Linked DNA regions of Homo sapiens: region 1 is linked to region 2. The links are chromatin loops, found by intact Hi-C in ENCODE. Cell type or tissue: thyroid gland. All regions are shown on one strand. Each heading gives the region's core, and the rest is flanking DNA. Links, peaks and the distances in the headings are about the cores only. Region 1 has its middle 60 kb from the start of LINC02946. Region 2 has its middle 9.9 kb from the start of NCK2.

Region 1 (5,381 bases), core at 123-5,122, 64 kb after region 2:
CAGTTGGGCATCCAATGCCGATTTCTCCTTCTTTGCTAACAGAGCTCTGTGTTTGTTCAGAGCAGCCCAGTGAGAACACTCCCTTCCCCAGCTTCACTGCAGCCAGCAATCAGGGCCACGTAGATCTGATGATGTAGGAAACCACAGGGTGGGGCTTCAGGGAAAGCCATGTTTTCTTACCATTAAGAATGGACAGACTTGCCGGGCGCAGTGGCTTACGCCTGTAATCCCAGCACTTTGAGAGGCCAAGGTGGGTGGATCATGAGGTCAGGAGTTTGAGACCAGCCTGGCCAACATGGTGAAACCCCGTCTCTACTAAAAATACAAAAATTAGCCAGGTGTGGTGGTGCACACCTATAATCCCAGCTACTCAGGAGGCTTAGGCAAGATAATCGCTTGAACCTGGGAGGCAGAGGTTGCAGTGAGCTGAGATCCTGCCACTGTACTCTAGCCTAGGTGACAGAGCGAGACTCCATCTCAAAAAAAAAAAAAAAAAAAGCATGGACAGACTTGGCTACCACGTGCCTTTTGTCTTTGATGTCCCTCTCATTCCACCAGCTCTGCGGGGGTGATGTCAGAGGTCCAGCAGCCATCCTGTGACTATGAGAACAGGCTGCTGAAGCAAGCAAGGAGACAGTCTCCAACAGAGCCCTGGACTTCTGATTTCTGAAGTCTTTGCTTTGTGAAAAAAGAAACCCCTTACCTGTTCAAGCTGCCATTTGTGGAGTTTTTATATGTGTAACTCAGTGGTCTCAATGGGAGGAAGCAATTTTACGTCGGCGGTGGGGCATTTGCCCAGCATGTTAGACTACTGTGGCTCAAGCTGAAATCACCATCTTTATTACCAAACCCCTGTCTTATGCTTCTTCCTTCTATTGGTCACATCTACTCTTTGCTGTCTTGAATTCCCTCCATTTCCACAAAGCATTCCCTTTGTAGCTCATAGGGACTTTTTCCATTCTGCTTTCCCCTGGCACTTTAAACCGTATTGTGATGTGATGCTTCATATTACTACGTTCATGTATGGGCAGGTTGGTTTTATACACAGTCTATATCTGTAAGAGAAAGACTATGCCTAAGACTCCTGGGTCACTCATGTGAAGGTTTCCCACTGAGCTGGGTGTGTAGCTGGTGCTTTGGAATATTCCCTGACCAATCCTGCAGAGTCTCTTCCATGAACAAGTTACCATGAAAGGCTCCGCTTAGGGCTTCCCCCGCAGCGCTTGATCAGGCTGGAAACCAAAACCAGACAAGATGAGTCTTAAGCAACACGTTCCTTCTTTCCTGAAACCCTGGCTTCTCTTCACCAGGGTTACTCTGACTGGAGTCTTCTTCAAGAGTGAACATGGGCCGGGTGCGGTGGCTCACGCCTGTAATCCCAGCACTTTGGGAGGCCGAGGCGTGCGGATCACGAGGTCAGGAGATCGAGACCATCCTGGCTAACACGGTGAAACCCCGTCTTTACTAAAAATACAAAAAATTAGCCGGGCGTGGTGGCGGGCTCCTGTAGTCCCAGCTACTCAGGAGGCTGAGGCAGGAGAATGGCGTGAATCTGGGAGGCGGAGCTTGCAGTGAGCCAAGATTGCACCACTGCACTCCAGCCTGAGCGACACAGCAAGACTCCATCTCAAAAAAAAAAAAGAGTGAATGTGGTTCTCCAGGGCCTCCTTGCTGCCTCATATGCTGTGGGCGCTCAAACAGTGCAGAACAATACTCCCCCATGTGCCCGTGGGGATGGGTTCATTGGACCTCCACATAGCCTTCAAGGAAAATTACAGTGCAGTGCATCCACCGCCATGGATAGCTGGGATGAAAGCAGCCATAATTCAGTGATGCCACTCCAGGGATACAACTTCAGCATAGGATGAAAGGAGAAAATTAACTGCAAGATAAAAAGCTGTGATTTAAAAGACAAACTCTTATGAGTGTCAGCAAGGGGGAAAGCAACATGTGAAATGCAGACGGCAGGGGAGCACACTCACCTTTGCTGGATGACACTTTGGAAAGGCCTTCTTGCATGAAGTCTCTCGTCACAGCCACCACTTCTTGAACCGCTGCCCCACATGACTCACGGAGCTGATGAAGCACAGCCTGGGAAGGCGGATGGGACCCAGGGAACACAAGCCTCCATCAGCCAGCTCGGCAATTTCTTCACTTAGCTCAAATCTGTTCACCAAGCCACAAGTTTAGGGCCAAAATACATTAAGTACTCTTTATTTTTAAAATAACAAATAGCCCACAGAAATAAAGCCAACACAGTTGGCATCCCTGCTATAATCGTGTTGGCCGTGTGTCAGAACAGGGTGTGATGACTCCTGAATTAGACTTTTTTCCTCTCTGAAGCTGTTTTTTCAAATGTGGACTTACAATTACCTAGAGAGTCTACAAGGCAGATTTCTGAGCCCCACTTACTCGTCCTTTATGAGATCTCCATAGGGGAGGCCCGGGAATCTTCATTTATAAACAAGCTCCTGGTGGGGAGTGGAGAGGGTGCTCACGGCACAGGAAAGTCTGAGAAGCACGTTCCAGTGGTATATTCTATGGACTGTGAGTTCATTCAGGGACATAAAATAAGAGATTACCCTGGGAGGCTCTGATGGACAGAGAGAGGTGGCAGGAATAGGAAAAGCTGGCAAATAAGGAAAATAGAAATCAGAAAAATCATATTCCCCACAACATTTCCTTTCAAGCACATATCTTTTTCTTTAAACAAACTCTCTGAACATCAGCGGATGCACAGCTCCTGCAGATGTTCTGGAAGTTTCTACACATGGGCACGTCATGTAGAACAGAACATCCCCCAAGGTCTCACTCCTTCTCAGCATGGAGGCACCGAGGTCTCACTTCTTCTCAGCATGGAGGTGCATGCATAGCTGGGCCGAGAGCCAGGGACTATTGGCTGATGCTGGCTCCAAACTACAGCACCCGGGGCTGCTGCCACACACCTTCCATGGCACCCTGTGACCGTGAGCTGCCAGCATGAGTCAGAGAGAGCCTCGATGTGCATTGCTAGGGACATTGTTGAGGTTTTTAAAAGTTGTAATGTTAATATATTTATTGTGAAAAAACCAAGCACGGCACAATGATGTTAACTGCGTTACTTCCCCTGGCCTTTCTTCTCTGCTATCCATAGGGAAGCACTCTTAGCATGATATGCAAATCCTTCTCATCAGATCCTATGTATATGGAAATCTATGTGTGTGTAGCCAGCTCCTACAAGTTACAGTGGCAGGATCATTTCTTGTGACATGGAGGATGCTTATCCTCTCTCTTTCCACATATCCTCATGGAGATGGTCACAGCAGCTCCAGGATAAGCTGCCTCTCAGCTACGGCACTGGCTCCTTTACCAAGCACCCCTGAGCTCCAAGCCTATCCTCTGCCCTGGAACACAGCAGCCTATATGTTCCCCAGACCCTCCTTTCAGAGGTCTTCCAGTTGGTTTCTGTCAATGGGAGGTAAGCAGGTGGGAGGAGAGAGAAGGAATTTCCACTCTATTTCTGATGCCAGCTTTGCCCAGGAGCAGCAGACAATGGCCCCAGCCTTGGGCTTCTCTCAGCACTGCCAGCCCCAACCTTACTGGGACCCCTCTGAGCTACCAAGACAAGCTTTGCTGTCTTCTCACACTTTCTGGGTCATGTGCCTTCCAGAGAGCCCTGCGCACCAGCTGCCTGGAGCTTCCCCAACCGGAGCCCTCATTCTTGCTCCTGGTAACATCATTCTTCTCCCATGTTACATCAGTCCTAGAGCAGGAGCTGCTTCTGAGGTTGTTGGTAGCATCCTCTGGTTCCCTTTTGGTCCTCCAACACCCCCATGATCAATTCCCTGGGTTTGAAATATCCAGGGTTGGTTCTGTGTCTTAGAGTGGGTTGTGACTGATGCTGATAAGAAGATTTTGCAGTAAAAACAGATACATTTTGCCTGAGTCAGGCTTTGTTCTGAGAGATAAGCCTATGGATAGAAACAGCTAAAGGATATAAAAGGCTGAGCATACAAACAGTCAATGGTCAGACCATATAAAAAAGAACTTGAGGCCAGGCGCAGTGTCTCACGCCTGTAATCCCAGCACTTTGGGAGGCTGAGGAGGGCAGATCACAAGGTCAGGAGATCGAGACCATCCTGGCTAACAGAGTGAAAGCCCATCTCTACTAAAAATACAAAACATTAGCTGGGCATGCTGGCAGGAGCCTGTAGTCCCAGCTACTTGGGAGGCTGAGGCAGGAGAATGGTGTGAACCTGGGAGGCGGAGCTTGCAGTGAGCCGAGATCACACCACTGCACTCCAGCATGGGCGACAGAGAGAGACTCTGTCTCAAAAAAAAAAAAAAAAAAAAAAAAAAAAATATATATATATATATATATATATATATATATAGAACTTGACCCACCACCTGCGTCCAAAGAAGCCAACCTAATATCTACAGTAACCAGCCCAGGAATCTACCCTGCTTCCTGTAAGTCATGTTTGTAGGAAGTCAGACCACTGTCTCTAGCAACAATCCAGGAAGGCCAACCATAAACCCGTAACAATCAGCTCACACAGACAAGACTTGATTCATAACTGACAGCTGCCCTAATTTTCACCCCACTTCCAACTTAGGATCCACAGGAGAAAGCCAAATATGACTCCCCAGTCAATCACATAGGAGGTCTCATTTCTAGTTGGGACCTTTCAGCTCCTCCAGACCAACAGTCTCCAATCAGGGCACACCTGGAGCCTTCTTCCTTTCACATGAAGCTTTCCCACTCCTCTGCCTGCCTCTGAGTTTCTGCCAACACAAGTGATGGTGGCCGGCTCCCTTGCTCTAGCAAGCTCTGAACAAACAGCCTTTGCTTGTTCTCATTTGGGTGGTCTTTGTTTTCATAGCTGAAACCATGAGGCTTATGGCCAAATACATGGAACAGAGAAGAATGTGGATGGGGCAATAGTGATTTTCTCTCTGCAAAGAAAATGAGAGTTGCCATGAGTCATAGGATTGAGGTGATGTGCTCAGGTCGTACACAGTGAGAGCACCTATCCTTGCCCGTCCTGAGGCACCAACACTGGGAGGATGCAATGCAATGAAAACTTCAGGGAAGTCTGAAGGATTATCTGGTTTCCCCAGGGTGTGTCCTTGAAGGCTGCAAGTGTCAGAGTGAAATCTCATATCTAATATGGCAACTGCTAAGGTTCTACCTGGGCAGAAGTTTCCTAGGGCAGCCTCTTTCCTCTACTGGGGGCAATGGGAGAGTTGAGGGGTACTTTTGCTATGGACCCAGGACCATGGGGGTAATGGATACCAGTGTGGGATAGCACCCAGGCCAGGAGTGATGAGCTATAGCAGTGAAGGTGCTAGGGCAGAGCACAGCACTGTCACCCTCTGATGCCCAGCCACACACAAAG
Region 2 (5,381 bases), core at 162-5,161:
CTGCAGTGCACTGGATGGCTTTCTCCTGTGAATTCAATGCAAATCCAGCGGAGAGTAGGCTGCATTGAGGAATAATCCCGTGTAGCTTCCTGTCTGTGGTCTGCATTGCCTTCCCTCCCATCCATGATGCTATAAGCTCTCTTTCCTTGGAGTTCCTCTCATTCTCCGAAACTCTGCCGGGGCGTATAGCCAAAAATGCCTTGTTTTCTAGTAATTTATGTCCATATGATATTTTAAGATCATAAACTGATTCAGGACAAAATTATTATTATTATTATTTTTTTCTTGGAGATGGAGTTTCACTCTGTTGCCCAGGTTGGAGTGCAATGGCATGATCTCGGCTCACTGCAAACTCCACCTCCTGGGTTCAAGTGATTCTCCTGCCTCAGCCTCCTGAGTAGCTGGGACTACAGGCACATGCCACCATGCCCGGCTAATTTTTGTATTTTTGGTAGAGATGGGGTTTCACCATGTTGGCCAGGGTGGTCTCAAACTCCTGACCTCAAGTGATCTGCCCGCCTCGGCCTCCCAAAGTGCTAGGATTATATTATAGGCATGAACCACCAAAATTATTTCTTTGACTTCCCCAGAGTATCTCACTGACACCTCATACAAAGTTGGCAGTTAATGATGATTCTTGAAGGAAAGGCGTGGGATAAAAATATACTATTTACAAATAACATTTTTAAAATGCAAATGGGTTTAGCTACATATCATTGTAAGTTTTTATTATTAACACAATAGTTGTTAATAGCTATCATCTGTTGCATTCTTACCACTGGCCAAGCACACTATCTAATCCTGACAACCCCAGTGAGGGAGGCATGAAGGTCCCCATTTTATAGATAAGGAAACTGAGGTTGAAAAGCTTTAAAAAACCTGTCTAAGGTCACAAAGCAAACAAATGGCTGTGATTTCTTTCTCATGATGTCTCCTACAAATATCTAATATTGATTTACAAAGTATCTGAGAAGTGCAACCATGATCAATAAATTGCACTTATTTTAATATCCTATTAAATCACTTTCATGTTGAGAATTCTTAACAGTTACTGATTTCACCCATTTTACTCTAGTTTTATCAGACACTTCCCATGTCTGCATTGGGCCAGGGGCCTCAGGGCATAGGGAGGTGTTAGAGAGGACTGACACCTTTACCTGCAGGGACTCTGGAGAAGTGACCCCTCCTGAAGGCCAGCACTCAGAGCCACACTGGATGGGGTATTGTTTCCTATGACTGTCGTAGCAAGCCACCACAAAGTTGGGGCCTTAAACATCACAGTTATGATCCTTCAGTTCTGTGAGTCAGAAATTCAACCCAGGTCTCTCTGGGCTAAAATCAAGGTGGCAGTGGGGCTGTGTTACCTTTGGGATGCTCTAGGGGACCATTCATTTCCTTGCCTTTTCCAGCCTCTGGAGGTCACACACACTCCTTCTGCGACGGCCTTTTCCTCCACCTTCAAAGCTAGCAGCGATGCGTCTTTTCTGATCCTGCTTCCATTTCTGAGTCTCTCTCACTGCAGCCCGGAAAGTCACCCTCCCTTTAGGACTTGTGATGGCATCTGGACAATCCAGGGCTGTCTCTCCATCTCAAAGTTTGTAGCCTCTACAAAGTCCCATTGCCATGGAAGGGAACATTCACAGGCTCCGGGGTTGTGGGCAGGGGCATCTTTGAGGGGTCATGATTCTGGAGCATTATTCATGGACAGACTTTAAATCCTTTATGGAGGGCATGGGCAGAACCAGGATGCCACTGAGAAGATGAGAAGGAAAGGGAGAGCTTCTGGCCTCTGGAACCACTGGAAGAGAGAATTTGAGGAGGAAATAAGCCTGCTGTATACAAGAGAATGAGGACACGTCAATCCTCCTGTGAGTGCTTTCTGGAGGCCCTGGCCCAGATGACCATTGTGGGTTAGAGGAGGTGGGGCATTTATTTTGCCCACCTCCATTTATGCGTCACACACCCCAGCTGATATGGTTTGGTTCTGTGTCCCCACCCAAATCTCATCTCTAATTGTAATTCCCGTGTGTTGGGGGAGGGACCTGGTGGGAGGTGATTGGATCATGGGGGTGGTTCTCCCCATGCTGTTCTCATGATAGTGAGTTCTCACGAGATCTGATGATTTAAAAGTGTGCGGCAGTTTCCCTCTCTCTCCTGCTGCCATGCAAGATGTGCCTTGCTTCTGCTTTGCCTTCTGCCATGATTGTAAGTTTCCTGCAGCCTCTCCAGCCAAGTGGAACTGTAAGTCAATTAAACCTCTTTTCTTTATAAATTACCCAGTCTCAGGTAGTCCTGTATAGCAGTGTGAAAACAAACTAATACACCACCTAAGAGGCAAGAGGAGTTTAGGGAGGCTGGTGGTTTCTTGAACAAGGAAGTGAGGCATTAAGAAGATATTTTGGATCCAACCACAAAATTACAGGAAACACAGGGGACAGAGAACACGTCCAACTATACTGGGAATGCAATCAGCAAAATCCAGACTGTGGTATTCTGAAGGACAAAAGATCTGGCTTCTTCCACCAATGTTGCTAAGAAAACTAAACAAAGGTGGACATTGAACCTGTAGGTTAAGAGACCTAAAATACATTTTAATAACCAAAAGAAAATGAGCCACAGTGATTAAGGATGCATGCAAAACAGAAAGGAAAGAGATAACTCTTGATGGGGAAGAGATGGAGATTTGGAGGGGGTTGTGGTCATAAGAGTGTTTGCTTTACAATGGTTCATTTGGCCATATATTTGCTTCCTGTGGTTTTCTGCAGGTGTGTCACATTTATCAATAAAAACATGAAATGCTGATGATGTATTTGCGAAGATTGTCAGGTGGGGGTGTGCAAGAAATGTGGAGACAGACAGAAGCTGTGAAGGTCACAGCGTTGGGCTGGATGGGATTGAGGAACCCTGCCCATGGCGGTCACACTAGAAATGAGCAGAAAGAGAGGGATGTGTGTGGCCCAGATGAGGTAACACTGGACAGGACGAAGTCGCTGGCTACATACTGGGGTCAAAAGAGAGGAATGTGTATTCTATAGTTCTGCTTAATCCAGAAGATGCATCAGAAGAAACAGAGCCTGCTCTAAGCTCATGAGGGACCTGGCACCCTTGCTTTGCCTTGAGTCCCAATCAGATGGGACTCAAATCCTCAGATGTCCTGATTTCTGGGTATTAAAACCCAAGACAAAGGCTTGTATGTGAGTAGTTCGTTTGAGGAGTGATGCCAAGAGAGGAACGGGAGAGCCTGGGCAGGGTGAAACATGCAAGGATGAAAAGCTAGAATTATAAGGATATTCCCTCCCAGACACTGGCCCCAAAATTTTCTCACTGACTCCATAGCCATGTCTTCAGACAAAAGTTTTCCTACTTTTTCCTGTTTTTTTTTTTTCCTAGTTGTTCTCACTGGGGGATTGGTCCAGAAACAATTTGGGCATCCATTTGGATGTTAAGAGAAATTACATCTTTCTGAACCAAGGAAAACAGTCCCTGTGGCTATCAAGTTTGCAGGCTAACCTTCTGAAACTGCTCTGAATTACTGAAGAAAGGAGTACTGAATGGGTGCAAGGTAGGGGGCGGTTTCTCTAACTTTTGTGGGGTGCTGCCTTGGGGTTGATTGAGATATTCATACCATGTCTGAGGGTCGCGTGCTGCTGATGCTAACAGTGAGTCATTCAGGAAGTCAGCAGCCTGTTGGAGCCCCCGTGTCTGCAGCCCAATGGTACTGCCCAGACCCTCAACCCCACCAGGCCCTCAGACCCCACCTCAACCCCGTCTTAATCTATCAGGTCTCACCTATAGCTGTGCCCACCTTTTGTAACTTCTCTTCCAAGCTAACCTTGAATATCATTTAACCCATTTATGCCTGGGGTTGCAATTTTTTTTGTAAAAAATCAGACTTTGGCAATGACCTTGAACAACAGGATATAAATAATGCCCACAAGCTTAGCTTTCCAATAATGAAGCACTAGGCATAAATGGGTTAAGCCTGATTTCAATAATATACACACATTCCTAGTGTGGTTTGCCTTAGACCTCAAAACCTCTAGATTTCTATGTTATTCAAAGATTGGTTCCAAGGTAAAGTGAAAACAAGCAGGTCTCACTTCAATAAATTATTTCTCCTATCCAGTCAGTATAAGCAGGGAGGGGGGAAATGTGTTGCTGTTGAAGAAATTAGTCTAAAACCTGTACTAATTTGATAAACACCAACATAATTTAAAAGTAGATATGACTGTTTAATGCAGATTAAGTATGTAGCAGGTGCTGTCAGTGCCTGCCTGACATCCTCCCTAGGGGTCACCAGCAGCTTTGTTGGACAGGGCTCCCACTTCCTTATACACCGATGCCTTCCTCTCTCAAGCCCTGGGTTGCTCTCGCTGGGGGCTTTCTCTGGCTATAGGCGTGTGCTTGGCCCTTAGGTAGGGGCAGGGCAGCAGTGCCAGGGAGCAACCGTTCCTGAACACCCCAATGTGCATCTGTTCATAAGTGCCCAGCATTCTCTCCTCTTGGAGGGACAATGCTGTGGTGTGTTCCATACAGTCTCCCGGAAACTCCCCAGTGAGACTGCCCCAGCTGTCCAAAGCTGGGACCCACTGGTGACCTTCCTTCCTTCCCCATCTCACATCTTGTGCACTCCCTGTGCCTCTTGGGACAACTACTGTATTAGCCTGCTTAGGCTGCCAGAAAAAAGACCTACAGATCAAGGGGTTAAATGACAGACATTTATCGTCTCACAGTTTTGAAGGCTGAAAGTCTAAGATCAAGGTGCCCGTAGGTCTGGTTTCCACAGACCTCTATCCTTGGCTTGCAGATGGTCAACTTCTTGCCATGTCCTCACATAGTCTTTCTTCTGTGCATGCACATCCCTGGTGTCTTCACCTTGTAATGACATCAGTCCTATTATATTAGGGGCCCTCACCTTTATGACTTCATGTAACTTTGTTTACCTATTTAAAGGCTCTATCTCCAAATACACTCACATTGAGGGTCAGGGCTCCAACATCTGAATGGGAAAGGGGGCACAATTTGTCCATAACACCGGCCAACTGAATTACTTATACCCAAATCCTTATTTCAGGGTTGGAACCCAAATTAAGACAGCATGTGTCTAAAGTTGTTATAAAGAATACACACACGCATGCACACACACACACACACACACACACCCCTGGTTTGACGAAGCAGGGGTTCTTCACAGCAGAAAATGCCACCGAGCATCCCAAGGCAGATAACCCACAGCCTTGCATTACACCACCCCAGAGTAAAGTTGGGAGGTGGAAGGGCAGCATTTTTTCTTAAAAGAATGCACATATGGACTCAAGAGTTTTGGTTTCTCTGCACCCAGTTTTTTTCTGTTCCCCCATTGTCATTGTTCTACACAAAGA

What was found. Hi-C counts contacts between places; a loop is a spot of excess contacts. Peaks named below come from ENCODE experiments on the same cell type or tissue, not always from the same donor. Only the 100,000 strongest peaks of a DNase experiment are listed, where the experiment ranks them.
Region 1: it touches region 2 in a loop (2.0-fold over the local background); 3 of 110 quality-filtered maps call a loop at or near these places.

The regions. Positions count from the first base shown.
Region 1 is chr2:105,668,080-105,673,460 of GRCh38, reverse strand. No RefSeq gene overlaps it. Among named protein-coding and RNA genes, the nearest start is that of LINC02946, 60 kb to the right of the region's middle. In thyroid gland, for the core only: no CTCF peak of the experiment used is centred there; a DNase peak (open chromatin) is centred at 2,060.
Region 2 is chr2:105,732,341-105,737,721 of GRCh38, reverse strand. No RefSeq gene overlaps it. Among named protein-coding and RNA genes, the nearest start is that of NCK2, 9.9 kb to the left of the region's middle. In thyroid gland, for the core only: no CTCF peak of the experiment used is centred there; no DNase peak of the experiment used is centred there.